2 separate regions of the Homo sapiens genome follow, and region 1 is linked to region 2. Evidence: read pairs that join two places in POLR2A ChIA-PET (ENCODE). Cell type or tissue: Panc1. All regions are shown on one strand. Links, peaks and the distances in the headings refer to the core of each region. The heading gives the core; the rest is flanking DNA. Region 1 overlaps FMNL2 (formin like 2). Region 2 holds the start of LOC105373688 (a long non-coding RNA gene).

Evidence for each region. ChIA-PET counts read pairs that join two places held together with the same protein. Peaks named below come from ENCODE experiments on the same cell type or tissue, not always from the same donor. Only the 100,000 strongest peaks of a DNase experiment are listed, where the experiment ranks them.
Region 1: POLR2A ChIA-PET joins it to region 2 with 11 read pairs; 4 of 35 experiments call an interaction of 5 or more read pairs at or near these places.

Annotation. Positions count from the first base shown.
Region 1 is chr2:152,576,771-152,594,265 of GRCh38, forward strand. FMNL2 (formin like 2) reads left to right here. Exons shown (of 26, transcript NM_052905.4): 8 at 2,118-2,194; 9 at 4,186-4,279. Among named protein-coding and RNA genes, the nearest start is that of PRPF40A, 130 kb to the right of the region's middle. In Panc1, for the core only: no CTCF peak of the experiment used is centred there; no DNase peak of the experiment used is centred there.
Region 2 is chr2:152,177,848-152,192,119 of GRCh38, forward strand. It overlaps LOC105373689 (a long non-coding RNA gene), which reads left to right. Exons shown (of 3, transcript XR_923477.3): 2 at 4,958-5,078; 3 at 12,823-12,840. LOC105373688 (a long non-coding RNA gene) reads right to left here and starts at 2,871. Exons shown (of 2, transcript XR_923475.1): 1 at 2,833-2,871; 2 at 1,013-1,116. In Panc1, for the core only: no CTCF peak of the experiment used is centred there; no DNase peak of the experiment used is centred there.

The DNA.
Region 1 (17,495 bases), core at 3,902-11,901, 400 kb after region 2:
AGAAGGTTCTAGGCAGAGAAAAGGGCAAGTGCAGAGACCCTGAGGCAGGAATGTCTGGTTTGCCCAAGGCACAGAAAGGAGGCTTGGCTGGATCAGAATGAGTAAGAGGGAGAAGAGTAGAAGATGAAGTCAGATGTGACAGGGAGTTTGATTATGTAGAGCTTTAGAGGCCGCTGAGAGGACATTGACTTCACTATGAGTGGAAAGCTATTGAATGGTTATAACGACATAATCTGACACTTGCATTTAACATGAGACCATGCTGGCTTCTGTGTTTAGGTTTGATCTTGGCCAGGCAAAGGCAAGAGGGGGTAGACCATTTAGGAGGCTTTTAGCAGTAATTTAGGTGAGCTTTGGTGGTCATATGGACTAGGATCATAGGAGTGGAGATGATGAGAGGTGGTCAGATTCTGGTTTTATTTTGATGTTAAAGGCCACAGCATTGGATATGAGGGAGAAGGTGAGTAGTAGAGGGTGGCACCAGGGCTTTTGTCTTGGGCACCTGTGAGATATATTTGCTATCTACAAAGATGGGAAGACTGCAGGATAGATGGATTTGAGGGAGATCATTAGGAATTCTGTTTCGGGGATTTTAACTTTGAGATTCCCCTTAGACATTCAAATGGTGATCTTAGGTGCATGGTTGGATATGCCAGTCTGGATTTCAAGGCAGTGGTCTAGGCTGGAGTTAGACATTTGAGAGTAATTAGCATATAAATGGCATAGGAAGCCAGGAAGGTGAATGAGATCAGTAGGGGTAGACTGAGAAGTAAAGAAGTCCAAAATATGAACTCTAGGGCTCTCTGTTTAAATGTCAGAGAGACGAAGAAAAGCTGGCTAGAGAGCCTGAAAAATAGCCAAGTAGGAGCCAAGTGAAGGACATATTTCAAGGAGAAGGGAGTATTCAGCTCTGTTAGATGCTGCTAAGTCAAGTAAGATGTGGAGTGAGGATTGGCCATTGGCTTCAGCAAAGTGCAGGTCTTTGGTGATCTTGGCAAGAACAGTTCATTGGGATGGTGGGGGTGAAATGCTTGATTGGAGTGGTTTCAAGAATGAGCAGGAAGTGAGGATTTATACTGAGTGTCTGGAGGAGTTTTGCTGTAAAGGATAGCAGAGAAATGAGAGGCAGTGGCTGAACACAGGTTGTGGTATCAAGAGAGGTTTTTATTGTTACTTAAGATAATTTGCATTTTTTATGCTAATGGCAATGAGTCTATGGAGAGGGAAAAATAAGGGGGAAGGGAGGAATTTCTGGAACATATGATGTTCGTGAGCAGATGCGAGGGAATGGGATGGAGGAAGGACTCATGGGAGGGGTTGGCCTTAGTTTGGAGCACAGAAGAGTTCCTCTTTAATAGGAGGTGAGGAGGTAAGCCACAAATCTGTGTGGATAGATTGATGTGGTATAGGAACTTCTGGATGTTTTCTCTGATGAGCTGAGAGTGAGTTTTGAGGAGAAAGAATATAGTTGACCCTTGAATTTTGTGGGGTGTGAGGGGTACTGATCCCTGGTGTAGTCAAAAATCTGTATATAACTGGAGACCTCACCAGTAGCATAAAGTCTGTTAACACACATTTTGTATGTTATATCTATTGTATACTGTGGAGTCACCCTGGAAGCTTAAAAACTCAGGTGCCAGGTCCCTGTAATTGAGATTCGGAGTAAATGTTTTGTTTAGTCTTCCAGGGGAGTTTAAGGAGCGGCCAAGGTTAATAATCACTGGGCTAGAGCCTTTTTATCATTTTAATAAAGAGAAACATGTAGTTCATTTGTAAAGAATGGGAAGATAATCTTTTGATAATAGCATCATTGCCGATTTTTTTTTTTTTTTTTTTGAGAGATGTGGGTCTTGTTGTCCTGGACTCAAGCTGTACCCCCCGCCTCAGCCTCCTGAGTAGCTGGGACTGGAGGCACAAATCATTGCATCTGGCATTCTTGAAATTTTTAATAGAGAAATATGCTCTGACAGTGATATACTAGAGACATAAGTGCATTTATAATGGTGTAAGTTTCATTAGGTAGATACTTCGGGTTTTTGGTTTTAAATCAATACTGACAGTTCCCTAACTTGTCTCCCAATGCTTTGTGTTTCTTTTTTTTTCCATGTTAATTTTAGTATGGTTTCAACATGGTCATGTCTCATCCACACGCTGTCAATGAGATTGCACTAAGCCTGAACAACAAGAATCCCAGGTAAGCTGCTTTTGTAGTACGCAAGTCTAAATCTATCTAGAGAAAACAGAGGGCTAGTCAACACTTAACCAAGTTTGACTTTGGAAACTTTCAAGTGTTAATCTCTGAAATAAGATTGGCTATAAACTCTTTGGCTGTGTAAGAATTTTTCCTTTTAGCCAAGTTACATTCTTAGATGGGCCAGAGTTGAGCAACTGGTGACAATTCTAGCCCTTCACTGTTCTCCTCAAGCTTTTGTTCTTTTGAGGCCTGGTTTCCAGCATCCTTGCTGCTAAATTTGGAGAGGATCAGGTTGCCAGGACTCGGGGGCCAGGAGAGTCTTGATAAAGATTTACGTATATCAGTTATTGCTGGAAGCTAGCTAAAACCACCATCCTTCGTCTACACTTCGCTTGATAACTTTACATATGTAGCTTTAATTACTGAACGAAAATAGAAAAATAATTGTAGTGGCCAGCCGCAGTGGCTCATGCCTGTAATCTCAGCACTTTGGGAGGCCGAGGCAGGCAGATCACCTGAGGTCAGGAGTTGCGACCAGCCTGGCTAACATGGTGAAACCCCATCTCTACTAAAAATACAAAAAATTAGCCAGACATGGTGGCACATGCCTGTAATCCCAGCTACTCAGGAGGCTGAGGCAGGAGAATGGCTTGAACCCAGGAAGTGGAGGTTGCAGTGAGCCGAGATCGCACCGCTGCACTCCGGCCTGGGTGACAGGGCAAGACTCTGTCTCAAAAAATAAAGAAAGAAAGAAATAGAAAAATAAAATTGTATATGCAGATTTCCTTTCATATTCACCACCTTGTAAAGGCTAGCAGCAGATATAATTCACATCACACGTTAGTCGTAAAAGCCAGTCTTCATCAATTGTAGTTATTTTAATGTGCTTTCCATTTTGGTGAAGTATTCTGTACTTCAAATGTGCAATTCCTTTTCATCCAATACCTCTCTGTAGACAAAATATCTGAAAACTGTTAATTCAAAAATCTGTTTATAAATTAGCCATTTCTGATTTGGAAAATGCAACACGAACTATCAAGTCCTCTTTACTGAATATTATTCTTTCAAACTTCCCCTGATTAAACCTTTTGCGACTGTGCGATTCCTTCCTTCGTTTACTAGAGTCCTAAGTAGCCATGCTTCTGTGTCTCTGCCTTCTACTACAGGGAAGACATTATTTTTTAAAAGACAATTGACATTGTGGAGTATCAGAACAGTTTTTGTTTAGAAGTTGGTGAAAGCTGTTATTCCAGAAAAAAAATGAAATACTTAAGTGGTCTTATGATTGAAGAAACAATGCTGTTTCTTTCTTGACATTGAATTTGAAAACTTAGAGTGTATCTCCATGTTCTCCTTCCAAAAATATTTCAGATTGAGTTTTATTTTCTTGAGTCAAAGAAAATATTCTTGTGTTAGTAAAGCTAGTAAAGCTGTAATCCAGCTCCTTCCAGTTGTCCTGCGTAGGAAGAAGAAAGGACAGAAACTTGTATTTTCGTGGGAGATTTATGGATCTGTCCCTACATGAGCAGATTTGAAATGTAGAACATGAGTTTCAGTTGATTTTGAACTTTTTTTTTTGCAAATGTTCTCTCACTGTCTCTAAAACCAGAGCAAATACTTAATCAATAGTTTGTTTTTCAGCATATTCCCATTCCCTTTGTTTTTAGCGTACCAGTAAACATTTTTCATCTGTATTGTACTGAGTCACCTGATGATAGGTCTAAGAGATTATTCTTCTCAGAACTAGTTTTCATTAGTGAGTGATTTGTCTTTTTGGTAAGTATACCTTCCAAATTTGCCATCTTAGACAAATCACATATGTAGTAGTCAGTAAAGGTTTAAAAATGTACTTTGATTAAACTGTACCTTAGTAAAATTTTTTAAAAATGTAAGGGCAAATGTTTTATTCTCATGTATCTTGGAAGGAAGAAACAGCTGACTCATCATGCCATTTTCACTGATTTGTGTTTTTCTTCTTCTTGTTTTGGCAGAACAAAAGCCCTTGTCTTAGAACTGTTGGCAGCCGTTTGTCTTGTCAGAGGCGGGCATGAAATCATTTTATCAGCATTTGATAACTTTAAAGAGGTAGGCTACACTATAGTTTTCATAAGAATACTCACACATCTTACATTTGGACATCTTTGAACGGAATTATTTACCTTTTCATTTATCCTAGGGCCTAAGGAATATAATAGTTAATTTCTAAGATCTCACTGAGAGGAATGTAATGAACTTAGTCTAAATTTGGTATCTTATTTCTAGGATAAGTTAAAAATAATCACAGTACTCTTTTTTTGTTGTTGTTGTTTTTGTTTTAATTTTTATGTTTTTAGGGAACATGGAATAATCCAGTTTGAAAACCGGTTTTGTTACATGTATGTGGTTTTCATTGGGGTTGATATTGGCACTTGATCGTCCACCATGCAAATTTTATGAACTCTTTCATCACAGTTACTTTATTTTTGCTGGATGCTATGAAAAACCTGGCAAATACTGGCACTGATTCTGGGAGCGTGTAAGCTTAAGTGGGCTTGTCACAGCCAAACAATAATGCAACAGTTGAGCATGGTTGGAAACGGAGACTGTCTGACCACAAAGAAAGGAGGGATTACACAAAGACAATATGACGCCGCGGGCCCTGCCCCAGCGTATCCAAACATCACCGCCGCGGGCCCTGCCCCAGTGTATCCAAACATCACCGCCTAGATAGTAGCTGCTTTCCCACAGGGTAGTGGGCAGTGTTGTAGGACCAAGAAGAGTACCTGTTTGTTCCCCTGGTATATGCCTGACATCAGAGGCTACTTTGAGGTGAGAAATTACAAAGTAGTCCTTAGAGAACAGGTGGAAGCCCAGGTTACAATAGGACCCTTCGCCAAGTTGTGTGTTATGCTAGAAGTCCCATTTAATTCCAAATGCTTTTGGATTAAGACCCGAGCTGGATTAAAATCCAGGTCACAGAGGGACTGTTTTCTCTCCTCTTTCCTGAAAGGTTCTGAACTAGAAACTCTGATAGTATTTATTGAGAACCTACTATATGCCGGGGCTATACCAGCTACATGCATGGCATCATTTGGTTCTATAAGAACATCTTTGAGACAAATATTAATATCTTGATTTTAGCGAAATTGAAATACATAGTTTACCTGTGGTCACATAGCTAGATAAGTGACAGAGCCAGGAACAGGACTTGGTGCTCCTGATCCTGAACTTCCTTGAAATGTGTTGAAGTTGTGGCCTTATTGTTTGTGAATCCCTTGAAGGAAATAAGGGAAATACTGAAATGAGACAGGACTTCGGAGCTATTTCCCCTGCCTCCTACCTCCTTAATTGGATTTACTGCCCAGCTGCCAAATGTTCTAGACACCAGCCTGTGAGCCTCTGCATAGGCTGGGAAGCTTCAAAGATGTGAACAGGGCAGACACTCCTCTTGCTCCTTTATTTGCATTGCCTCCTTACTGCTAGTCCATTCTTTAAGATTTTGATATTATCCATTTTGTAAATGCCAACTGTGGAGACAACCAAATATTATCTTTTTTTTTCTTTCTATTGAGCCCCAAAGATAGTGAAAAAATATCCAGCTTCCAAGAGAATGAAGAAGAATAATAGTGAATCTTTAAATTCATATTCTGGCTTCCAAGACAAATAGATTTTAGAGACAAGAATGTACGAATGCTTGTCTGTGAATGTTTTTATATATCATGTATAAATATATAAATTTTACATTTATAAATAAGGAAGTATGTTTGGGTGGATGGGTTTAATATGAAAGAGAAACAGTATGTGCAGCTCATATAACGCCCAAATCTTTATCATTAGGTCATATTTGAAAATATTGCATGCTGAGTACTTTTCACATTGGAAACATTTACTATATAGTTATCAGTGGCCCTTGTTATAATGACTCATATTATAACAGGAATCTGATTATACTGCAGGTCAGATTATATCCTAAAGATATATTTGTATAGAACAAGAATAAAAGCCAGGAATTCATGAGATGAATGATAATATTTTTTTCTCCTAGGTAAGATAGAGTACCTTTCTTATGCATAGTAGGCCCACAGATACTTGCAGAATTGAGTTTTAACTCTTTGGTGTCAGACTTATATATGCTTTAGCTATTTAGGGTGTAGTATGTGCTTAATTGAAGAAAAATGTAATCCTAAGTCTAATACCTGGACAATAGTAATGAGAACTAAATTACTTTTGACATTGAATTCTTAGAGCTTTAACCAAAACTGGCCTCATTTCTGTAATTAATCAGGAGTGATGGTAGGTCTTCAGGTACTGTCCTTGGCATAGGCATTTGCATCTGATAGAAGGTGATAGCAGTGGGCTAGGGGAGGTCCTCAAATGCTGGTGGGACCCCAAACCCTGCTGGTGTCTAGGCGCTTGACATCCTCACAAGAATGAATTCAAGTATGAGTTAGAAAATAGTGAAAGTGTGGAGATTTATTGCAAAGCAAAAAGTACACACTCAAGAAAGGGGAGTGTGGGCATGCTTGAGAGAGTCACACAAGGTGGTTTGGGGCTGCTACCTTTATGGATTTCTTTAACCAAGGGATGGAGTATTCACGGAGATTCCTGGAAGAAGCTGGAGATTTCTCAGAACTATGGTGCTACCCATTTTTACCTCAAATAACGATGTTCTGGAACTGTCATGGCACTGGTGGGTATATGATTGAATATGTGAATGAGCATAGAATAAGGTCCTAGGAGAAACCTGGATCAAATCCAGCACCATGTTGGACCCAGTTTGTCTTTGCCAGCTTGGCCCACACCCTGTTTTTCAGGGTCTTATCAGCCCCAAGCTTCTGCAGCTATTTCAGCAGTTTCCTTTTGCTTAGTCATGTGAAACTGCTGCCTAGAATTTTTTATTCTGCTGCAACCATCCTGCATTATTCTTGTCTAAAAACCATATAGACAGACCAAGCAAATGGATTATTATCCTAATAGCCATGGGAATGAAGACAAGGTAGCAACATGCCCCCGACAAACTTAGTTGTTATAGATAGGTCAGAAGAGCCTCAACCGATTTATCCAATCTTGAGGTGCAAAAGGTGTTATTCTGTGTTGATCTTGCTTTCTAAAACATGCAATGCCGCTCACAGCTCAAAGTCTCTTAAATCCCTTCCTCTTTTTCTCCCATCTTTGCGTGAGTGAATTTTTTTTTTTTCACATCATAGTAAAGTGAATTCTTTAACCTCTTTAACCAAAATGTCATTGGAATCTTCTGGTTTTATAATAATATTCATTATTATATTCTGGCATGCCTGTGCAGATAGGGTTTTGTTCAGTGAATAATTCCTTTTGAGCCACATATGGCAGAGAGAGTACCATACCAGGTACCAGGATACCAGGAAGGAGGACCAAAGAAGAGTCTTTGCCTTCGAGAAGATTGTTTTTAAAGCTTTTCATCTTTTTTAGTAAGTTGGGATTCCATTCATCTGCCTAAGAAGGATGAAAGGATTATCTTTGTTTTTATTGGCAGGAATGAGGGGTGAAGTAGGGGAGTTCAACATCTATTTTTTGCAAATAAAGTAATATGCTTTAGAGTAGCCAGATCCTTTGGGCTTTGATCACTGTTAGAGCATAGCCAAGCGTACTAACGCAATATGGAACCAGATGCTAGAAAGACATTTAAAAGGCCATGTATCTTAAGTAGTTTATGTAGCAGGATTTTTCCCCCTCTACCTCTTGAGCCAATAAATCCATTCTATCTAATTTGACCACCACTAATTAATTAGTTCAGATGTAAATTAAAGGAAGTTATTATTTGGCTGTTGAAAGATTTTTATGTATGACTACATCATTTTCTCATGTTTTGATGAATATTTAGAATCCCAATCTTATATTTTTTTTCCTTAAAAAATCTTGCTACAAATCTTGTAATAGCTGAAGTGCATGTTTTAGGAAGGCAGGGAGCACCTTTAGTTTAATGGTATGTGATGGTGGCAAGAATGTTAACCCAAAGCTTTGCTTATGGTGGGGGTGGGATTGGGGTCTAAGCCTGATGTCACTGAGCAAACACATACATGGCTTCAATGTACATGATGACAAATGAGTCTTAATTACATGAATACAGATAGTAAGCTTATACTGTGCGTGGTTTGTGACATGCCTGAAAACATGAGTGTATTGAGTAGATGAAGACTAAATCATTAACAGTCAACCATTGTGCTCCTTGAATTCTTTTTTCCTTAAAAAACAATTTTTTAAGGGGATTAACACATCTGGTTTTGTGTTGAAATATCTCTTAACGAAAATTTATGGTCTTGAAATAAAGACCAGGGTGAGAAAAAGGAGTCATCTATTTTTTCTTATTGGCTAATTTATTAATAGCCCCATGGAAGGACATATGACCATCTTACCTAAATTGATGTTTTCTTAGTTGTGTGGCAGTGTATATTTTTGAGCCCCGAGACTACCAAACAGAAAAAAATACATTTGGAAGTAAAAACCACCCTTTGGATATTTATATTAGTTCAGAGTCTTCTTTGCAAGAAGCAGAAACTGACTCTAACACATAGAGGAAAGGGTTGATCGAAAAGATGTTGAGAAAAGCACAGACTTGACAAGGAGCCTGGAGAACCAGGCTTGGAAAATGGGCAGGCATTCCTAAAATGTGGCTATACTCTGGCTCTGCCTTTGAAGCTGCGCCACCAGAAATACCATTTGGGGTTCTGGTCATGCTTTTTCTTCTCTTCCAAATGACATGGACCATAGCTAGCAATCTGCTGGCTCATAAAACTCTTATCTACTGGTTAAGGACCTCAACCAGTCCCCACTTCAGATTTCTAAACACTACGCTTCATCTCATTACCAAGGGGAACCTTGAAGTCTTCAACCTAGCTCTTGCTCTCAACTTTTTCTTAGTCTTTTTACTTTTTCCATTATATTCTTTGATATATTTGAGAAAATGGCTTGCTTTTAAAAAGTGTCTCCAAAGGTTTGGCAAAAAAAAAAAAAAAAAATGCTTCCTTCTGAAGTCAAAGAGGAAAAGTACTGAGGCCCTGTAGACTCTACAGTGGAACAGCCACTATGACATGAGTAATAAAATCCTCTGAGGGCTTTGAGGCACCAGCTCTCCCAGGCTGCTGGGAGGTGCACCTGGAATTCATCAGGATTTCGGATCAATTATAACTGTATTCTCATCTGCTTCTGTAATGACAGCATCTGGCTTTAGCAAAAAAGCCTGAGTTTGGTTATTAAAGGCTCAACTCCCTCCCACTTTTGACCTTCCAGTACAGAAAGATGGAGCCTTGTTGAATGAGTCACTCGAGGCCACCAGCACTCTTGTGCACAGCACTCTTGGCAGTAGTTGTTCTTTTTTCTGCCTGTTGCTAGAAGGCTTCCTAAGAAAGCTGATGTGTGGTTTAGCTACTGGGCATCTGAAGGCACTCGTGCTACACATTATTAAGTTGAACTAAGAAAGCCTGTCAAGTTTTATTTATAGTGGACCAAATTGGGCAGGAAGGAGAGTGAAGATTTTGGTGTGCTTCCAGCATCCCTCTGAGTTTAATCCCATGTAATCTAACCTCCCAAGCATTTGAGGGTATAGGATTGTAAATCTAGCATGAGACCATCCAGATAACTTCCTAAGTGGTAAAGTAAGGGTACTCACATTTTTCAGTCTCTCATTGAACTATAAGCAATGTATTCTCTCAAGTCTCAAACTGTAGGAGCCACAGCCGTAGAGCATGTATGTATTTCATGGTATCAGGCCAGAATTAGATTGATCTAATTAACCAAGATTCTTCTTGACTGGTCCTCCTCCTTAGCATTAGGAAGCAAAGTCCTAGTCTTAATGTGGTGTTAGTGCTGCTGAGTAACTTTTTTTGTCTGTTTATCAACTGTTGCAATTTTTTGCTGTGGATACGAAAGTACCCCACACTTCATTTTTTTAGGCTCCTGGCTTCTGTGGGTCAGGAAGCCAGGCTGGCATGGCAGGGATTGTCTCTTCTTTGTTTTGTCTGGGGCCTCATCAGGGAAGACCTGATTGACTGGGGATGCCAGTCCATCTGGAGGCTGTTTCACCCACATACCTAGTTTTTGAGCTATGATACCTCTCAAGGACTGGGCCCAGCTGGGACTATCAACCAGAGAGCCTCCATGTAGAACTCCACGTGGCTTGGGCTTCTCACAGCATAGCATCTGGCTTCTGAGGGAGAGTGCCCCAGGAAGGAGCATCTGAAGAGCCACCATTCAAAGAGCCAGAGGCTGCTGAGTGTCTTCTGAGCTGGTCTTAGAAGCCGTGTAGTGGTCACTTCTGCCATGTTATCTGGGTTCCCAGTGAGGCCCTGAGCCCAACCCGGATGCAAGGGGAAGGCAATGGCTTCTCTTCTTGATGATTGGCCGTCGGGTTACTGTGCAGAACATGTGGGGTGGGAGAGAGAGCTGTGGGCTCATACCATTGTAGTCTGTATACCTCAGTAAGTCTCGTACCTCAGTAACTGTATGAGATTTACCAAAATGTTTATTGTTATTCGTCTTTCATTTTCTCCCTCTTCTTTACTCAATCCAATACTTGGTTTTTCCTTTTGACTGAAAACTTTATAAACTTTTTGATTGGAGATAAAAAAGATAGTTTTTAATTCTTTCATGTGAATCTACTATGGGCAAATGATATTGTGAGAGCCTTCCCTAGAGAAAGGAGCCATTTTCATAGGATGTCCAAGTTTATTTTCTGGTAATGAACTAGTTATTTCTTTACCATTAGTGTCTTTAACATCTGGTTAAGGGAATGAAGGCTGGTATCCTCCTGATTGTTAAGGGATGAGTCATACTCACTTACTGAAAAAAATGTGAGTGCTTTCTATGTGTCAGAAACATTGATAAATATTGGAATATGAAAATGAATCAGACATATGCCCTGCCTTTAAAAGAGAGCCTCCCAGGCTAGTTGAGGAAGCAGATAAATACTTCGACAGTTGTAATACCAGGCTTTATAAAGGTAATTGCAAGATGCTCTGCAAAGAAGAGGAACAGCTGACCAAGACAAAGTAGGGCTGGAGGCAGATGGGGAAAGAGCTCTCAAGGAGGCTCCTTATAGGAGAGGGTGCCTGAACAGAGTTTAGGGTGAACAAGGTTAACCAGGTGTATTCCTTTCCCATTGCTGCTGTAACAAATGACTACAAACTTAGTGGCTTAAACCAACACCAGTTTATTATTCTACAGTTCTGTAGACCAGAAGAATAAAATGAGTGTATAGGGTGGTAATCTCTGAAGGCTCCAGGAGAGATTTCATTTCCTTGGCCTTGTCAGCTTCCAGAGGCCACTTAGATTCTTTGGCTTCCAGCCCCTTCCTCCAGCTTTAAAGCCAACAACATAGCATCTTGTCTCTGTCTCTCTGCTTCTCTTGACACATTGCCTTTTCTCTCTGACTTCTCTGTCCTTCTTCCTTTAAGGACCCTTGTGATGACATTGGGCCCATCCATAATAATCTAAGACAGTCTCCCCTCCTGAAGTCCCTTAATTTGATCATACCTTTGCAGATATCATCATACCTTTGCAGATATGATCAAATTAAGGAACTTCAGATGGGGAGATTATCTTTTTATTGTATAAGGCAGCATAGTCAACAGGATCAGGAATTAGCATGTGGACATCCTGGCGGGTAGGAGGAACACATCATTCAGCCTGTCACACCAGATAAAAAGGAGTGAGGATGTCATTTTATACCAAGAAGGTAGTATTTTAATAAAGCTTCAAGGACTTTAGTTTGCCCCGAATCTCCAGTTTTAAAGAGCTTAGGGCATGGGAAGAGAAAAATTGGGATAGGAAATTAAAGGGAGATCAGAAAAGGCCCCCTTGCTTATCCCAGGCTCTTCATAGTGCCACACAGCCTAAAGGGAGCAAATATGCTCCCCAGTCACATTGGCTGTTTAGATTGACTCTATTAATAAAGAATTTGCTCATATGTTTTGTTCTGAAAGTCAATTAACAGTGGGCTCAGCATGCAGTTGCTTTGATAGAGCAGGGTGTGTTTGGGGTCTGAGATTTGTTTCAGAAATCTTACCATTCATATTTCTCATTCCTTGGGCTCCTTTCTCCACCGAGAGTCATCTGCTTCATCAGCTGCCGTATTCATTTACTTATCACGTCTTCAGGACTGCCCTTTTTTGGTGGTCCTGGGGGAGCTTAAAAAAAAAAAAAAGAGGAAGTACAGCAGGGTAACAGTGCCCAGAGCCAGACCAGATTGTCACATTATCTGTTGTACAAATGTAGAGATGCTTTGCTTCACAACTTGACTTTAATTAGACCCCTTCTGCTCCACGCAAGCCTGAGTACAATTTTATGCAATAGGGAACCTCATCCTCTATTTTAAATGTAGCAGCCACTTAAAAAAACAAACAAAAAAAACAACAAAAAAAAACCCAGGGTGTTAGGGTGTTGCTGCCGTGTTATTTCTATTCCTATAAAAATGCCGCTTCTAAAATGCATGCCCTTTGCCAACTATAAAAGTTGGCATATGTGCCCTTATTTCATATTCTTGGAAGATAACGAGGAGAACCCCAAGAGAAAGCAGTGAGAGCTGAGTGTTATTTTAAACCCTGCAGAACTTGAGACAGAGACTGGTACTGTTCCCTAAACATGAGCTTTCACTTGGGAAGTATTTCTTTGACGTTTTGATATTGTCTGGTTTAAGGTACAGAAGGACACTATGAAGCACTCTGCTGTGAGCTGATCAGAAAATCGGAGTCAAAACTATGACAGCTTTGGCAATATCACCAACTCTAAAAAGCATTTGAATGGAAGTTTTCAGTCTCCGGGCAGGATTTGATTGCCATTCTGGCATTTATTTCGTGAAAGGCCTATTTAAGGATCTTCTTGGTTTGCTCTTCCTGTGTAAAGGAGCTGCTTCCCTGCTCTTCTACTCCCTCACTCCTGGACCTCCTGGGCTCAAGTGGTCCTCCCACCTCAGCCTCCTGAGTAGCTGGGACTACAGGCATGTACCACCACACCTGGCTTTATACATATATATATATATATATATATATATATATATATATATATATATGTATATGTATATGTATATATATATACATATACATATATATATACATATACATACATATACATATATATATATATAATTTCTTGTGGAGACAAGATCTTGCTATGTTGCCCAGGCTCATTTTGAACTCCTGGCCTTAAGCAGTCCTCCTACCTTGACCTCTCAGAGTTCTAGGATTACAAGTGTGGGCCACCATGTCTGGCCTTCTAGCTGCTTTTTAAAGTAGTTTTATATTGAGTAAAAATAAAAATTATTGTTTTTATGTGTCATGGAATTCTTGATTATAGCTTATTTTAGCAGTTATTTAGTCCAGTACTAAGCCCTACACACAGGGTTATATTAACCGTCTTATTAAATAAGCATGTGTGGCTCACGCCTGTAATCCCAGCACTTTGGGAGGCCAAGGCAGGCGGATCACCTGAGGTCAGTAGTTCGAGACCAGCCTGGCCAAGATGGTGAAACCCTGTCTCTACTAAAAATACAAAAAATTAGCTGGGTGGCATGTGCCTGTAGTCCCAGCTACTCGGGAGGCTGAGGCAGGAGAATCGCTTGAACCTGGGAGGCAGAGGTTGCAGTGAGTCGAGATCGCACCACTGCATTCCAGCCTAGGTGACAGAGTAAGACTCTGTCTTTAAAAAAAAAAAACCTGTAGGTTCAACTATAGCTGTTCAAATAGTTATGAAGTGCTGGATATGTTAACCAGGAAGAAGGATAAGATAAATCATATATAAATAATATATATGTGTATCAGTGTGTATGCATGTTTGTCTGTATATTTGTACATTAAATATATGTGTGTGTATAATAGGAGTAAGTGTAAAGATATATGTGTGCACAGTAATAAGCCCTAAAAGGAAGCAAATGAGAGGATTTGGAGTGGCACTGGGACAACTCCTTTGTGTGTGTTTATTTCTGTTGCTTGGACTGTTTGGTAAGTAATAATCCCTCACGTGGCTAGACTATCCCTCTTGTGCAGAGTTAGATTTTCCCTCTGATAACTTTTTTTTTTTTTTTTTTTTTTTTTTTTTTTTTTTTTTTTTTTTGAGACAGCATCTCACTCTGTCACCACCCAGGCTGGGGTGCAGTGGCGCGATCTCAGCTCACTGCAACCTCCGTCTCCCGGGTTCAAGCGATTCTCCTGCCTCAGCTCCCGAGTAGCTGGGACTACAGGCGAGTGCCACCACGCCTGGCTAATTTTTTTGTATTTTTAGTAGAGATGGGGTTTCACCATATTGGCCAGACTGGTCTCGAACTCCTGACTTCGTGATCCGCCCACCTTGGCTTCCCAAAGTGCTAGGATTACAGGCGTGAGCCACTGCGCCCGGCCTCCCTCTGGTAATATTTTATATGGCTAGATTTGTCTTTTCTAAAGATGCTCAGTTATCTTTTGTGTAACATCTCTCCAGACTACCACCTTTTCTTCAAAACTGTGAAACAGAATCAGAACTGTTTGGAATTGCCAGCAGACTGTTGAGCAAATATACTTTTTACAGTGACCCCGTTACAGGGTTAGGGGAGTTTGTTAGAAAATAAAAGGTTTCAGGCCAGGCGCAACGGCTCATGCCGGTAATCCCAGCGCCCTGGGACACCAAGGTGGAAGGACTGCTATAGCCTGGGAGTTCACAATTAGCATGAGCAACATGGTAAGACCCTGCCTCTACAGAAAATACAAAAATTAGCCAGGCATGTTGGTGCACGCTTGTGGTCCCCGGTACTCAGGAGGCTGAAGCCAGAGGATTGCTTGGGTCTAGGGGGTCAAGACTGCGGTGAGCCGTGATCACACCGCTGCACTCCAGCCTGGGCGACACAGCGAGAACCTGTCTCTAAAGAAAAGATAAGGCAGCCAGGTGCGGTGGCTAACGCCTGTAATCCCAAAACTTTGGGAGGCTGAGGCAGGTGATCACAAGGTCTGGAGTTAGAGACCATCTTGGCCAACGTGGTGAAACCCCTTCTCTACTAAAAATACAAAAAATAAGCCGGGTGTGGTGGCACGTGCCTGTAGTCCCAGCTACTCAGGAGGCTGAGGCAGGAGAATCGCTTGAACCCGGGAGGCAGAGGTTGCAGTGAGCCTAGATCGCGCCACTGCACTCCAGCCTGGTGGCAGAGCGAGACTTCGTCTCAAAAAAAAAGAAAAGATAACTCATGATTTCCGTGCCACAGAAGTTTGTATTGCCTTGAGAAAGGTAGGACTGACTTTAATAGGTATTTAGTTGAGGACCAAATATACACTAAGGTCAACACTAGGAGGACAGTAATTTAAAACTTTAAGAATTGTGCATGTATTTATATTTTTATACCTAATTGTAATTTAAACCAAAATGTTAGGTGTTATTGACAATGAATGTGTGTATTGAGCTTGACTCTCTATGTGAGTCAAGTTCAAATTTCATTTGAAATTTAAACTCTTGTAAAACATAAGCACATTTTTTATTGATGTGGGGGTCTCTCGTCAATAAGGGCTTTGTTTGTTGGTTTCTTTTAAACCAGCAATTCTCTTCAGAAAGAAAGCATGAGCAGAGTTCAGAATCAATTCCATTTTCTTCTTTATTGTCAACATTAGTGTATTTATGTCATGTACATAAAAAGGCATATACATATGCAGAAATAGTAAGGCTACTATTAGTTAATTTTCTATTTAATAAAAAATTTGTTTGTTTATTGTTTCCTTAGTGCTGGCAGACTAGTATATATTATTTTGTTAATTCTTAGATGCACCATCTGAGGTAGGAACATAGAGGGAGAGCTCAGAGCAAATGGGCCTACTGACGTCTCTAGTAAATGGCAACTCTGGGATTTTTACACAGATCCATTTAACTCAGAGTTCATATACAGCCTTACATAACATGTCTCACATTCCAGGCACTTTCCACACATGTTCGTATATTGTCCTCAATTTTCCACCGAAAAGCAAACCTAATGGGAATGGTTAGAGATTGGATAGATTATTGGGGTGTTTAAAATTACTGGTAAAATTCAGAACAGACCATACTGTTTGTACAGGGCCCAGTGGGAGAAGTGGGTAGGTCCTGAGCAGGGTGATCAGGAAGGGAAGAGACCTGATTTGATGGAGAGAATTCTGGGAGCAGAGAGATTGGCATGAAATCTGTCTCAAAGGCAGCATAAGTCAGAATATATTTGTTCTTTAACCAGGAAAAATATCTGACCAGGGTCCATGTTACAGAACAAAACATGGCAAGAGGCAGGCATGAATGAGGTTCTGAGGAAACAGTGGTGGAGAGACTGGAAACCTGTGATTAAAACAAACAAACAAACAAACAAACACCTCAACTAGAAGATAGATACAAATAGAAGGGAAAAAAGAGAAAGGGAAGAAATTCACAGTTACATAATACTTTACAGTTTAGAAAATGCTATATATATATATTGCATTTGATTCTGTGGAAATCTGCAAAAAGCCTTTTATGTAATTTGGATAAAACTTTAGGAGTATTGTGTAGCTCTGCAGAAAATACAGTAGAGGGGAGAGATGCTGGAGTCTGGAAGACAGGTGGTTCAGTTGTCAAATGACTCAGCCTTGGACCCAGTTTGTGGCCATGGCAATGAATATGAAGCCAAAAAATGAAAGAAAAGGCAATAAGAGATAGGGTGATCCACCGAATATGAGAATGGACACGAGGAGAATAAGAATCTGTTCAAATAATATACACTTAATGAAGAGGAAAGTAGCCCAACTATAGTCAACAAATACAATCTGGGGATTTCTTTTTTCAGGCAAAGAAAATAAAACTTTTTTTTTAATTTATTTTTTTAGTGGGGGTGTAATGCCCGAGGTCAGATTCTTAGCTGTGCAATGAAGGTAATGAATGAGAGAACAAGTTTAAACAGAGGTGACTAGGGAGAGAGAGAGAGAGAGAGAGAGTGTGTGTGTGTGTGTGTGTGTGTGTGTGTGTGTGTGTGTGTGAGAGAGAGAGAGAGAGAGAGAGAGCGAGAGAGAGCCAAATGGGGATTGTAACTAAGTAACTAAGGAGGAAAACTCCCCCACAGGGACCCCAGTCCAGAAGGAAAAGAGTGAAGAGACAAGGTTAGAATGGGCTAGAAGGATGCTCAGAAGAGACCAGCACAGTACAAAGGGGAAGGTGGTCAAGAGGATGAGAGGATTCCTGGTGGGTCTGGTATATTGTGATGTAAGTTTTTGCTTTAGGTGAGAAGTTAGTCAAGTGGTTTTTATATATCTTCCAAGTCTACAATTTTATGATTCTATATAAAACTTTGTGTACACATGCCTATGTATGTAACATGTATTGTGTGTACCTATTCAAATAG
Region 2 (14,272 bases), core at 739-8,738:
GCCACAAACAATAGCATGAGTGATCTGTGCCTTAAGGACATGCTCCTGCTGCAGTTAACTAGCCCAACCTATTCCTTTAATTCGGCGCATCCCTTCGTTTCCCTTAAGGGATACTTTTAGTTAATTTAATATCTGTAGAAACAATGCTAATGACTGGCTTGCTGTTAATAAATACGTGGGTAAATCTCTCTTCGGGGCTCTCAGCTCTGAAGGCTGTGAGACCCCTGATTTCCCACTTCACACCTCTATATTTCTATGTGTGTGTCTTTAATTCCTCTAGCGCCGCTAGGTTAGGCTCTCCCCGACCGAGCTGGTCTCGGCAGCCCTTGTTGAAGGAATACTTATGGCAATGGTGATCACCGCTATGGTAGCTACCATTAAATTACTCGTTGTGATTGGTTGTCCCGCTTTCCTCAGGTTTTCTTCTGCCATCTGTGACAGCTTCTTGGTCTGTCCCCAGGTGGGTGGCTGTGTTTGATGGGTATAGCTCACGACAGTTGGGGTCCTTCTCAGTGTCAGTCTCAACATGGCTGCAACCGGGGGGGGGGGTCCTTGGGATCCTCCCAGAATCTCTTCCTTGGCATCTGGCTAATGATAAGGTTTCAGGTGTCTTGATGGTATCCAAATCGGCTGTTGATTTTGGCCTGGAGAAATACAGCATAACCTCTACCCCAAGTTATTATTTTACCTATTTCCCAACTTTTTGTTACCGGATCTCTCCACCAAATCAGTTGTTCTGCTTCTGTCTTTGCATCTGGTTTCTGTAGATGCTGTTCAGCTGCTGATAACATCTGGCCTTCTTTGGGCAGGCTCAAAACATTTAAAGTTAATAATGCTAGATTCAATTGTGTATGGGCTGTCCCATAATCCCTATTTCTCCCCCTTTTTTGTTTTTGTCATTAGTTGTTTATCTGTATGAAATAGTAACAGCATTTTTAATTAATTGTGTGGAATGAACCACGTATGAAGCAGCAGAAATGACATTAATAGGCATATTAAAAGCAGTCCATACCTCAATTACAGCTACAAGCTCCGCTTTTTAAGCTGAAGTATAGGGCGTCTGGAAAACTTTACCTTTTGATCCAGAATAAGAAGCTTTGCCATTACTAGACCCATCTGTGAAACAAGGAAAACACTTAGCAGGCTGCAGGTTGTTTACTGCAGGAATTGTAAATGCAAACTGTTCACAGTCTTGCTCAGCTAAAGGGATAGTAAAGAAATAGTCTTTTAAATCTATGACTATTAGAGGCCAATTTTTTGGAATTATAGCAGGAGAAGGCAATCCTGGCTGTAATGCTCCCTTAGGTTGTATAACTGAATTGATGGCCCTTAAGTCAGTTAACATTCTCCATTTACCTGATTTTTTCTTAATTACAAAAACTGGAGAATTCCAAGGGGAAAATGTTAGAGCTATGTGCCCATTTTCTAATTGTGTAGTAACTAATTTCTCTAAAGCCTCCAGTTTCTCTTTACTTAGCGGCCATTGTTCTATCCAAATTGGCTTATCTGTTAACCATTTTAAAGGTATAGGTTCTGGAGGCTTAACAATGGCCATCAAAAATGATATCCTAATCTTTGGCAGGAATTTTGTCTTTCTGCTTGAAGCAGTTCTTGCAAACCTTGCAAATTTTTTTTTTCTAGTCCCATACCAGGGACATACCCCATTTCATGCATTGTATGTTGACTTCGAGGGCTATATAATTGTTCTGGAATTAGAACTTGTGCTCCCCATTGTTGTAACAAATCTCTTCCCCATAAATTTATAGGTGCAGAAGTTATAATTGGTTGAATAGTCCCAGGTTGTCCATCAGGCCCTTCACAATGCAAAATATAACTACTTTGATATACTTCAGGGGCTTTACCAACTCCAACTATGTTAAATTGAGCGGGTTGAATTGGCCACACAGACGGCCACTGCTGTAGAGAAATGATTGAAATGTCCGCTTCTGTATCTACCAAACCTTTAAATTTCTTTCCCTGAATAGTTATTTCACAGGTAGGACATTTATCAGTAATTTGATTTACCCAATAAGCTGCTTTGCCTTGTTTATTTGTGCTTCCAAATCCTCCTGTTCGTTTAATTTCACTTTTTCCCATTCCCACATACGGCACGATCAGGAGCTGTGCTATGCACTCTCCTGGCTCTGCTTTCCAGGGAACAGAAGTAAATATAACAATTTGAATTTCCCCATTGTAATCTGAATCAGTGACTCCTGTATGTATTTGTACCCCTTTTAAACTTAAATTAGACCTTCCTAAAAGTAATCCTATTGTCCCCATTGGCAAAGATCCACAGACTCCTGTTGGAACCTTTTGCAGGGATTCCCCAGGCAGAAGGCTCACAGCTTTTGTGCAGCATAAGTCTACCGTGGCACTACCAGCTGTGGCAGGGGACAGACATTGTACAGGGGTGAGGGAATGGCCTGAGCCATTCTGGAATCCCCTATATGGCAGCCTGACTCGCTGATTATTTCTATATCCTTTTTTAGTATTAATAGCTTGTTTAAATTTTTTTAGTAATTTAAAAGGAAAAGGCTCAAATGTAGCTATAATATTTCCCTGTTGATCTGGGGGGTGTATTCTAACAGCAAAATGCCAAGCCTCTAAATCAACCTCTTGTGTAGCTTGCTAAATTCCTGCTTGAATAGAACTGAGAGCAGTCGCTTAAGGCACTTCTCGAACAGTCACTGGGGCAACTACTTTTCGCCCAGTGTCTTCCAGGAAAGAAAGATCTGGAGGGTCATTTTCTTCAAAATAATAGGGAGGGGATGCAGAAGGGTGGGGATGAACCTCTCCCTGCTTTGCCGCTTTAGCTTTAGGTGGCAAACAAACCTGCTCTGTAACCTCTTCTGTTATTTCGTTATACTCTCCTTCCTCCTCATCATCAGCGTGAAAAAGTTCCAAGATGGAACGAACCACACCCCGCACTTGTCCCATTGTTACCCTGACGCTTCCGAGCTCCCCTTCTTACTCACCACGGGGATTGCTTTAAGAGTACTTGGGTGTCCTCCAGCTAGTTCCATGTTTTCCAACTGTCACTCTGGCGACCCTTCAACCTGGATTCGAGCCCCCCACAATGGATGCCACTTGCCGAGACCAGCTTGGTCAGGGAGACCCTAACCCAGTGGTGCTAGAGGAATTAAAGACACACACATAGAAATATAGAAGTGTAAAGTGGGAAATCAGGGTCTCACAGCCTTCAGAGGTGAGAGCCCCGAACAGAGATTTACCCACCTATTTATTAACAGCAAGCCACTCATTAGCATTGTTTCTATAGATATTAAATTAACTAAAAGTATCCCTTAAGGGAAACGAAGGGATGGGCTGAATTAAAGGAATAGGTTGGGCTAGTTAACTGCAGCAGGAGCATGTCCTTAAGGCACAGATCGCTCATGCTATTGTTTGTGGCTTAAGAATGCCTTTAAGCAGTTTTCCGTCCTGGGTGGGCCAGGTGTTCCTTGCTGTCATTCCAGTAAACCCACAACCTTCCAGCGTGGTCATTTTGGCCATCATGAACATGTCACAGTGCTGCAGAGATTTTGTTTATGGCCAGTTTTGGGGCCAGTTTATGGCCAGATTTTGGGGGCCTGTTCCCAATAGAGGTGGGAAGATCACCTGAGCCCAGGATTTCAGGGTTACAGTGAGCTATGATTGTGCCACTGCACTGCAGCCTGGGTGAAAGAGTGAGACCCTGTTGCAAAAAAAAAAAAAGAAGTAATTTTTTATAAAGAGCAGAAAGCTGAGGATTTGCCTTTGGAAAGCATTCATTTTTATTTATTATTATTATTATTATTATTATTATTATTATTATTATTATTGAGACAAGTTCTTGCTCTGTCACCCAGGCTGGAGTGCAGTGGCGCAATCTTGGCTCACTGCACCCTCTGCCTCCCAAGTTCAAGCAATTCTTCTGCCTCAGCTTCCCATGTAGCTGGGACTACAGGCGCGGGCCACCATGCCTGTCTAATTTTTCTATATTTGGTAGAGATGGAGTTTCACCATGTTGTCCAGGCTGGTCTCAAACTCCTGACCTCAAAGTGATCTATCCGCCTCGGCCTCCGAAAGTGCTGAGATTACAGGTGTGAACCACCGCTCCCAGCCACATTCGTGTTTTAAAAAGACTCTTTTAATTCCTCCTGTTTAAAAGCAAGTATACTCAAGGATCTATAGGTATTTTTTTTCTATGTATATACTCAGTTCCTCAGTGAGTTCCTCTAATTAACAAAGTTTTTTTTCATCTTTTGTAATTAACAACATTTTTAATAGTTACCGGGAGCAGACCCTGTGTTAGAAACGAGGATACAATAATTGTTCACTGTTGCTTCATCTTAGGAAGTAATTGGGCAATTAAAAAATATTTCAGTGGCAGTCTAAAAATTGTGGTGTGCAAAGAATTTGAAAACCAGTTTACAAAAAAAAAAAAAAAAATCTAGAGGCTTGGTGGCATGCACCTGTAGCATCAGCTACTTTGGAGGATGAGGCAGAAGGATTGCTTGAGCTAGGGCAGTCAAGGCTGTAGTGAGCCATGATCATGTCACTGCACCCCAGCCTGGATGACAGAGGGAGACCCTGTCTCAAAAAGAAGCAAAAAAAAAAAAAGAAGAAGAAGAAGAAAAAGAAAAATAAAATATTTTATTTACCTTTATTTATCTTTTTTTTTTTTTTCTGGAGACAACATCTCTCTCTCTGTGTCACCTGGGCTGGAGTGCAGTGGCACAATTATACCTCATTGCAGCCTCAAACTCCTGAACTCAAGCAGTCTTCCTGCCTCAGCCTCCAAAGTAGTTGGGACTACAGGTACGCACCACTGACCCTAGCTCATTTTTTTTTTTTGTAGAGACAGGGTCTCACTATGTTGCCCAGGCTGTTTACCTTTATTGATTCCTTCTCTAATGCTCTTCGTTTTTAAAATGTTGATCCAAGTTTCTGACCTGCATCATATTCTTTCTCTCTCAAGGACTTTTAAAATTCCTTGCAACGCAAGTCTACTGGTGACAAATTCCCTCAAATTTTGTTTGCCTGAGAAAGTCTTTCGCCCTCACTGTTGAAGGATAATTTCACTGGATACAGAATTCTAGGTGAGTGGTTTTTTTTTTTCTTTCAATACCTTAAATATTTCACTTTTCTCTTCTCTTGCTTGCACAATTTCTGAAGAGAAGTCTAATGTAATTCTTATCCTTACTCCTCTGTAGGCAAATTGTGGTTTTTTTTTCTCCTTTTTGCTTCTTTCAAGATTTTCTGTCTTCAATTTTCTACAGATTGAACATGATTATGGTTAGGTGCAGATTTTTTGTTATTTATACTGTTTAGTGTACTCTGAGCTTCCTGGATCTGTGGTTTTGTATCCTTCGTTAATTTGGGGAAATTCTCAGTCATTGTTGCTTCAAATTTTCTTCTTTTCTTCTCCCTCTGGTATTTCTGTTATGTATATGTTACATCTTTTGTAATTCTCCTCCCATTTTTGGATATCTGATTTTTTCTTTTTTTCTCTGTGCATTTCGGTTTTAGAAGTTTTTTTTTTTTTTTTTTTCAGTTTTAGAAGTTTCTTGTGACATTTTTTCAGGCTCAGATTCTTTGTCTCTGAAGTTTATTGATGGAGCCCATCAAAGACATTCTTCCTTTCTGTTAGTGTTTTTTATCTCTAGCATTTCCTTTTGATTCTTTCTTAGAGTTTCTATCATTCTGCTTACACTACCCAGCTGTTCTTGCATAATGTTGATTTTTTTCCATTACAGCCCTTAACATATCAATCATAGTTAATTTAAATTCCTTGTATGATAATTCTATTATACATATTCTAATAACATTCTTGCTATACCTGATTCTGATTCTGATGTTTGCTCTGTCTTTTCAAACTGCATTTTTTGTCTTTTGTTAAGTGTTGTCTTTTTGTGAAAACAGGACAACATTTACTGGGTAAAAGGAACTGAAGCAAACAGGCCTTTAGTATGAGGTTTTATGTTTATTTGGCTAGGGATTAGGCTGTGTTTACTGCTTGCTATAGCATTAAGTGTCAAAGGCTGATTTCCTTGTTTTTGTCTCCTCTGTTGTCTTTGGGTTCTTGAGACTTAAATAAGGTCTGAGAGTAGGTCTCAATTCTTTAGTGAGCCTGTGCCTCTGCTATGAACTTCACAAGTGCTTTCTGGCCATGTGTGGTGGCTCATGCCTGTAATTTCAGCACTTTGGGAGACTGAGGTGGGAGGATCACTCGAGCTCAAGAGTTCAAGACCAGCCTGGGCAACATAGCAAGACCCTGTCTCTACAATAAATTAAAAAAAAAAAAAAGCTGGGTATGGTGGTGCACACCTGCAGTCCTAGCTACTTGGGAAGCTGAGGTGTGATGATCGCTTGAGCTAGGGAGATGAGGGCTGTAGTGAGCCGTGATCGCACCACCTACACTCCAGCCTGAGCGACACAGTGAGACCCTATCTAAAACAAAACAACCACCACCACCACAACAAAAACACAGGTGCTTTCTGTCCCTCTCCCCCTACCTACCTCCCCATCCCCAGTCTCCAGTTTTGGTGAGACAAGAAGGCTTAGGGGAAGCTAGAGTTGAGAATTTCCCTTCCACCAGCTAGGTTAGGCTCTGGTAAAACCCTAATTGCTTAGGCTCGGGTCAGATAGTTTCTCTTGAGGATGTTCTTTAAGAACATAATTCTGTGGGATTATTCAGAATAATTTCTTTTCCTCTCCCCCTTCCAGAAACACACAGTGATTTCTCTTACTGTGAACCAGATTGAATTCCTGGAGGTAAAACTCACAAAACCGTGGGGACCCTCCAATAACTAGGCCCCCATGGAGTTTTTAACTCTCAGACTTGTCTACACTGAGCCTCCAGCAATCTGTCAGTGGCAGTTCAGGTTTTCCTACCCCAGCCACTGGTCCCCAAGGACGTTTCTGCTCGTGGGTTTCCTCCAATAAATTGTGATCCTCTGTATCTATCTATCTCTCCAATTTTGAGGGCAGTAGTTTGCCCTGTGACCTTAGCTCTCTACTGGGTATAAAATGCTCCAGAAATAAACGCTTGGTGCCGTGAAGTAAAACCAGCACTCAGGCAAAAGTTTAATTCTCTCAGCAAGGCAATTTACTTCTGCAGAAGGGTGCCACTTGGGTCAATCAAGATCACAGGAGCACAGAGAACAAAGGAGACCAGGGGGTTTTTATCCTTAATGCAGTCCCTATCTCTGTGTCACTCCTCCATGGGCTGAGGTCAGACTGCACAATCTGAGCTGACCCGATTGGCTACTTGTACATATTTTCCTAAATATAGAAGGGGAGGGGGATGTGAGGTACAGAGGTGGAGCGTGTGGGATGTGCAGTTTTGGGGGAACAATTGGTACAGGTAACACGGGAACAGATGTGAGTTATTGATTAGAGCTGACGGGAAGTGGGTAGGCTGTTTACGGTAACTAGGGGCAAGGAAGAACAAGAAAGCTGAGTTTGAGAACAAAGGATAAGGAAGTTAACAGGCTAAACCCTTGAAGAGAAACTCAGAAAGATTTATTGTATCTTACATTCTCTGATGGATCTAAAAAGAGTTATTGATTTTTACTTTGTTCAGTTGTTTTCCTTGTGTGGATAGGAGTGGTGACTTCTAAGCTTCCATGCCCGATTAGAACCCAGAAATCAGCTCCCTTTCTTCTATCTCTCTCTTTTTTTTTTTTTTTTTAAGACAGGATCTCAGTCTGTCACCCAGGCTGGAGTGCAGTGTGGCACAATCTCAGCTCGCCGCAATCTCAACCTCCCGAGTTCAAGAGATGCTCCTACCTCAGCCTCCTGAGTAGCTGGCACTACAGGCATGCACCACCATGCCCTGCTAATTTTTGTGTGTGTGGTTTTTTTTGCTTTTCGTTTTTTTTGAGATGGAGTCTTGCTCGTTGCCCAGGCTGGAGTGCAGTGGCACGATCTTGGCTCACTGCAACCTCTGCCTCCCTGGCTCAAGTGATCCTCCTGCCTCAGCCTCCCAAGTAGCTGGGACTACAGGCGTATGCCATCACGCCCAGCTAATTTTTGTATTTTTAGTAAAGACAGGGTTTCACCATGTTGGACAGGCTGGTCTTGAGCTCGTAGGCTCAAGTGATCTGCCCCCCTTGGCCTCCCAAAGTGCTAGGACTGCAGGCATGCACTACCACACCCAGCCCTTTCTATCACTTTTCTATTATAAGTGCCGCAGTGTGTTAGACCAGCATACTGGAAACCTTGGAATAAACTCTGACTTTGCTCTGATTTTGCCATTTTAAAAATTTTTTAATTAAATTTTTAATTTTTTGGATTTCTTTTTTCAAATTTTGTTTTTGCTGTTTTTTCTCTTTCTTTTGGCATTGCCTCCATTATAGCACAGGCTTCCATTTCCTCCATGCCTTCCAATTTCTTCGTTTTAAAAGAGAGTGCCCAAACTTGGGAGTGAGAAGAGGCTGGAGTCTACTTCGTGCTCTGTTAACTAAGTTAAATACCCATAAGGCTGCATCCTTCCTAGACAGGGAGGCTTTTTTTCTAGTCATCGAAAGAAATCATGTGGGCTAGCCTACCCCTGCACACAACAGTCTACTTAATATCCTGAAATACCACTTTTGTAATTTTGTTCTCTTCCTTGAGAGTCTACTGGATTTTACATGCCATAAAAAGGTCAAGCTGGGGTGTCACTGTCTCTGGTAAATGACTCATTTTTCCCTATCTAACAGGCTTATTTTCTATAGCTTAAAGCTTCCGTTTTTGGAGTCACATAAAATTTCAAATCACAGCTGTGTTTGAACAAATACTTAAGTTTTAGGGACTTCAGTTTTCTTTCTTTTCTTTCTTTTTTTTTTTTTTTTGACAGAGTTTCGCTCTTGTCACCTAGGCTGGAGTGCAATGGCGTGATCTCAGCTCACTGCAACCTCTGCCTCCCGGGTTCAAGCAATTCTCCTGCCTTAGCCTCCTGAGTAGCTGGGATTACAGGCGCCCGCCACCACGCCCAGCTAACTTTTTGTATTTTTAGTAGAGACAGGGTTTCACCATGTTGGCCAGGCTGGTCTTGAACTCCTGACCTCAGGTGATCCACCTGCCTCAGCCTTCTAAAGTACTGGGATTACAGGCGTGAGCCACCGCGCCTGGCCCTTTAACTATATACGTTATTATTTATTTATTTATTTATTTTGTGTTTGGAGACAGAGTCTCAAAATATAAAACATTTAATATAAATAAAATATATTAAATTTAAAAATACTTTATTTATTTATTTATCTTTTGAGACAGTCTTATTCTGTCACCCATTCTGTCACACCCAGTGGTGTGATCTCAGCTCACTGCAGCTTTGACCTCCGGGGCTTAAGTGATCCCCCCACCTCAGACCTCCAAGTAGCTGGGACTACAGGCACATGCCACCATGCCTGGCTAATTTTTGTATTTTTTGTAGAGATGGGGTCTCACTATGTTGTCCAGCTGGTCTTGCATTCCTGGGCTCAAGCAATCTGCCCGCCTTAACCTCCCAAAGTGCTGGGATTACAGGCATGAGCCACCACACCTGACTACTATATACTTTATAAGGTTGCCGTGAAAATTAAATGGGATTATGAGAGCTTTTTGTATAGTAAATACTCAATAGCACTCACTATAGTACAATAGAACTTTTTTGCGATGATGGATGTGTTTTTTGTTCTTTGTTTTTTTTTTGTTTTTTTTTTTTTTTTTTTGAGAAGGAGTCTTGCTCTGTTGCCAGGCTGAAGGGCAGTGGTGCGATCTCAGCTCACTGCAACCTCTTCCTCCCGGATTCAAGCACTTCTCCTGCCTCAGCCTCCCGAGTAGCTGGCACTACAGGCACGCACCACCATGCCCAGCTAACTTTTTATATTTTTAGTAGAGATGGGCTTTCACCAGGTTGGCCAGGATGGTCTCGATCTCTTGGCCTTGGGATCCACCCACCTTGGCCTCCCAAAGTGCTGGGATTACAGGCATGAGCCACCGTGCCCGGCCGGATATGTTTTATATTTGCATTGCTCAATACAAATACCAACAGGCATATGTGACTGTTGATCACTTGAAATGTAACTATTGCAACTGAGGAACTTAATTTTTAATTTTATTTCATTTTAAATGCAAATACCCACATGTGGCTGCCTAGTAGCTAGTGTAATAGAGTGCTCTACACCATACTTGAAAATCAGTTCAAGGAGAAATAGGAGTGTCTTCCATCTCTGTTATTTGCTTTATGATATTTCACTTTCCAAAAATGCATGCTTACTTCTTTCACCTATCTTCATCTTTTATCTCTTTTCATTTTTCACATCTGGAAATTTAAGAATCCATTCAACAGCCCATCTTCTCCAGAAATATTCCTCAGTTGATCCCAATCTACATGTTTTTCACGTTTCTGAAACTTTTATTGAACATGGGTCAACATTGCACTGGTTAGCACTTAATATTCTTCTAACCTATCTTGTGTGATTGTTGGAACTTCCCAAGAGCACAGTATCAGGATCTCTGTGGCTTTTAATTCTGTGTCCTCCCTTTCAAGACCAATTAGCCCATTACTTAGAATACTTAAACACTGATTTGTGTCTCCCCAACACTCACATGTTGAAATCCAATTCCCAGTAAGATAGTATTTGAAAGTGGGATTTGGGGGAGGTAATTAGGTCATGAGAGTGGAATCCTCATGAATAGAATTAGTGCCCTTATAAGAAGAGGCCAGAAACCTCTCTTGCTCTCTTTACTTCATGTTAGGACACAATGAGAAGTCAGCAGTTTGCAACCAAAAGAGTGTCCTCTCTAGAATCTGACCAGGCTGACACAGCAATCTACAACTTCCAGCCTCCAGAACTGTGAGAAATAAATTGCTGTTATTTATAAGACACCCAGTCTGTGGTACTTTGTTATAGCAGCCTAACATGACTAAAACACACTGAATAACCCAATGTTTGAGTGATTACCTGTCCTTTACTTCTCTTATCCATTCCTCTTGCCTTCCAATTCCTGCTACCATTGTCTAGAAGTTGGCTGAAAGGAACAAAGAGCACCTGATCAGTTATCTAATAACATTTATTACTTTTTTATTTCCTACATTGTGTTACTTTATCTCTCTCACTCCTGCATGATGAATAAAATCATTTTTTTCAGAGGCATTACGCTTTTCACACTTTATTTAGTAAATATTGGGCACCTACCATGTCCAAAATACTAGCAGTAGGGGCAAGGGTTGATTAGAGGGGAGGCATGAAAATAACGTAATCACTGCCCTCAGTGACTCATATTCAGGCAAGGAGAAAATGATTTATAAAAGTAGTTAATGGAAGAGAATACATAGGAATAAGGGGAATTCCATGTGGAGGCCAAGTGTAGAGTAATGGTATTTTGCTTTGTACCCACTGGAAATTATATTTTAGTGCCCAGTTGAGGTAGTTAGTCCAACAAATTTGATGTTGGGAATACTTCTGATTGTAATTGAGAACTATTATCTCAAACTAAATTGTTACAAATTGGAGTTTGAATCTTTAGAAAGAAAAAAAGAGAGAGAGAAGCTATGTATAGACCATCTAGAAAAAAGTCATTTTGGAAATCAGCTTATGAAAAAGGTAATATGGGAAAGTAAAACATAAGCAGAAATGATAATAAAATTGATTGGTTAGGTGAAAAGAGTTGAAGGGAAAAAAATGTACAAATTCAGGAAATTGTGTGTACACGTGTGTATTTAAAAAAACCCAAAAACCTTCAGCTAGGCATGGTGACCTATACCTGTGGTCCTAGCTATTCTGGAGGCTGAGGTGGGAAGATCACCTGCAGGAGGTCAAGTCTGCAGTGAACTGTGATCACGCAGCTGCACTCCAGCATGGGCCATACAGCGAGACCCTGTCTCAAAAAAAAATAAAAATAAAAAAATCCCTAAACCAAAAACTTCAAGGAAGGCTATCTTAAAAGCCCATAGATCCTTAGCCAGGCATGGTGGTGCATTCTTGTAGTCTCAGCTACAGGGGAGGATCACTGAGCCCAAGAGTTTGAGCCTAGCCTGGGCTACATAGTAAGACCCCATCTATTAAAAAAAAAAAATTCCCACAGCTCCAAAGGCCTGGCTTCACAGGACTCCTAGCAGACCTGGTTCATTCTATTCAGTAACTATTTTTACTGGCAATTCAGTTCAAGAGTACTGTAACTTGTATGGATGGATCCGCTTAATTTTTACTTCATAATTTATTTAAAACTCTATTATTACTCTCTGTTCATTTTCCTTTGTCATCATCATTACCGCACTCTTCACAGTAGGTGGCAACAGTGCTTCACTCCCAGAATCGACTGAACGGCCTAGAAGTACAAAACAGAGGCAAACATTGAAACAAATTTCAGGATCCTAATTTGGCCAAAAATAAAAGCATTGCCTTATAAGGTCATGTCAGTAATATGCCATTATAATATGCCAATTATGTGCCAAATTGTTATATATTCTACATTCAGTGTTTAGTAAAAATTCATATGTTGAATAATTCATTTTGCCAGTGAATGTCAATAAACCAGGATGTGCTATCTTAAAAATTAATATTCACTTAATCTTTCTTATCATAATATAATAAATTATCTCCTTTATAGTTTAATGTAAAGGTAGGTATTTATTTCTACTTAATTTCACGCGTGCTGGTCATTCAGCAAATGTTTATTATGTCTACTATGACAAGAACTTCATTTCTGCACATGTGCAGAGAAAAGCAGTTATCTGGGTGGTGCACTAAAGACAGATATAATCCAAATTGCACAACATAAGTTGACATTTAAAACATCACTTTAAGGCAATATATGCTATAGAGTAGTAAATTTTAGTTATCCTAACATTTACCTCTTTTTTTTTTTTTTGAGATGGAGTCTTGCTCTGTCACCCAGGCTGGAGTGCAGTGGCGCTATCTCAGCTCACTGCAACCTCCACCTCCCAAGTTCAAGCGATTCTCCTGCCTCAGCCTTTGGAGTAGCTGGAATTACAGGCACATGTCATCACGTCTGGCTAATTTTTGTATTTTTAGTAGAGACAGGGTTTCACCATATCAGCCAGTCTGGTCTCGAACTCCTGACCTCATGATCTGCCCACGTCAGCCTCCCAAAGTGCTGGGATTACAGGCGCGAGCCACCGTGCCCGGCCTAAAGCTTCTTTTAAAATGGCTTATATACTAAATATATACTAAATAGACAATTTTTTAATTTTTTGGTAGAGACAACATCTCACTATGTTGTCCAGGCTGGTCTGAAACTCCTGGGCTCCAGCAATCCTCCTGTCTTGACCTCCCAAAGTGTTGGGATTACAGGTGTGAGCCACTGCATCCAGCTAATTTCAAAGAATATTAAGATCAATGTATAGATGATATATACGTAATGAGTTGCTAGGAAAAAATAGAGGACAGTGTTTTTCAACAAAGCATCTCCATGGTCTGTGGTAGAGCCAAACCTGAGATGCTGAAAGCAGATGTCACATGGAATTAAGTACATTGCTGTATTCACCTAAATATCCTGTTTGCGAATCTTAATACACAACAAAATTACTCCATTAGGACTAACCTTCAGTCATAAGATTCCATATTCCATCTTCCTTATTCCACTTACTCAAAATGAGAACAACCATTGCTTTGTAAATTCATTAGCACCTTAGTAGAATCCAGGCCCATCCCTGGTTAGAGAAATGGCAAAATGAAACCCTAAGTGTAACAAATGAATGACTTTACCACACAAATACTCAACACATGTATTCCCTGTTCTGGCTTCAGTTAGAAAATAAAATGTTTGTGATTTTTGTGTTCATAAAGGGATCTGGAGGCTTAAAAAAAAAGAAAAATGGGCCCTGCACAATGGCTAATGCCTGTAATCCCAGCACTTTGGGAAGCCAAGATGGGAGGATCATTTGAGGCCAGGAGTTCGAGACCAGCCTAGCCAACATGGTGAAAACCCGTCTCTACTAAAAATATAAAAATTAGCCAGGTGGGATGGTATGTGCCTGTAGTCCCAGCTACTGGGGTGGCTGAAGCATAAGAATCACTTGAACCCAGGAGGTTGTAGTGAGCCAAGATCATGCCACTGCACTCAAGCAACGATGTCAGAGCAAGACTGTGTCTTGAAAACAAAACGGAACAAAACAAACAAACAAGACAAATGAAAAATATATCTCTGCTTTAGCTAGTTCCCAAATACCTTTTTTCAAAAGCCTTTTGACTACATCTAATCTAACTATAATACAAATCAGGCTGTGATATTGGGCCAGAGCTAAGAAAAGGATAGTTTTAAAGTACTCCACCATAATCTGTAGTTGACACTTTTTAGTTAT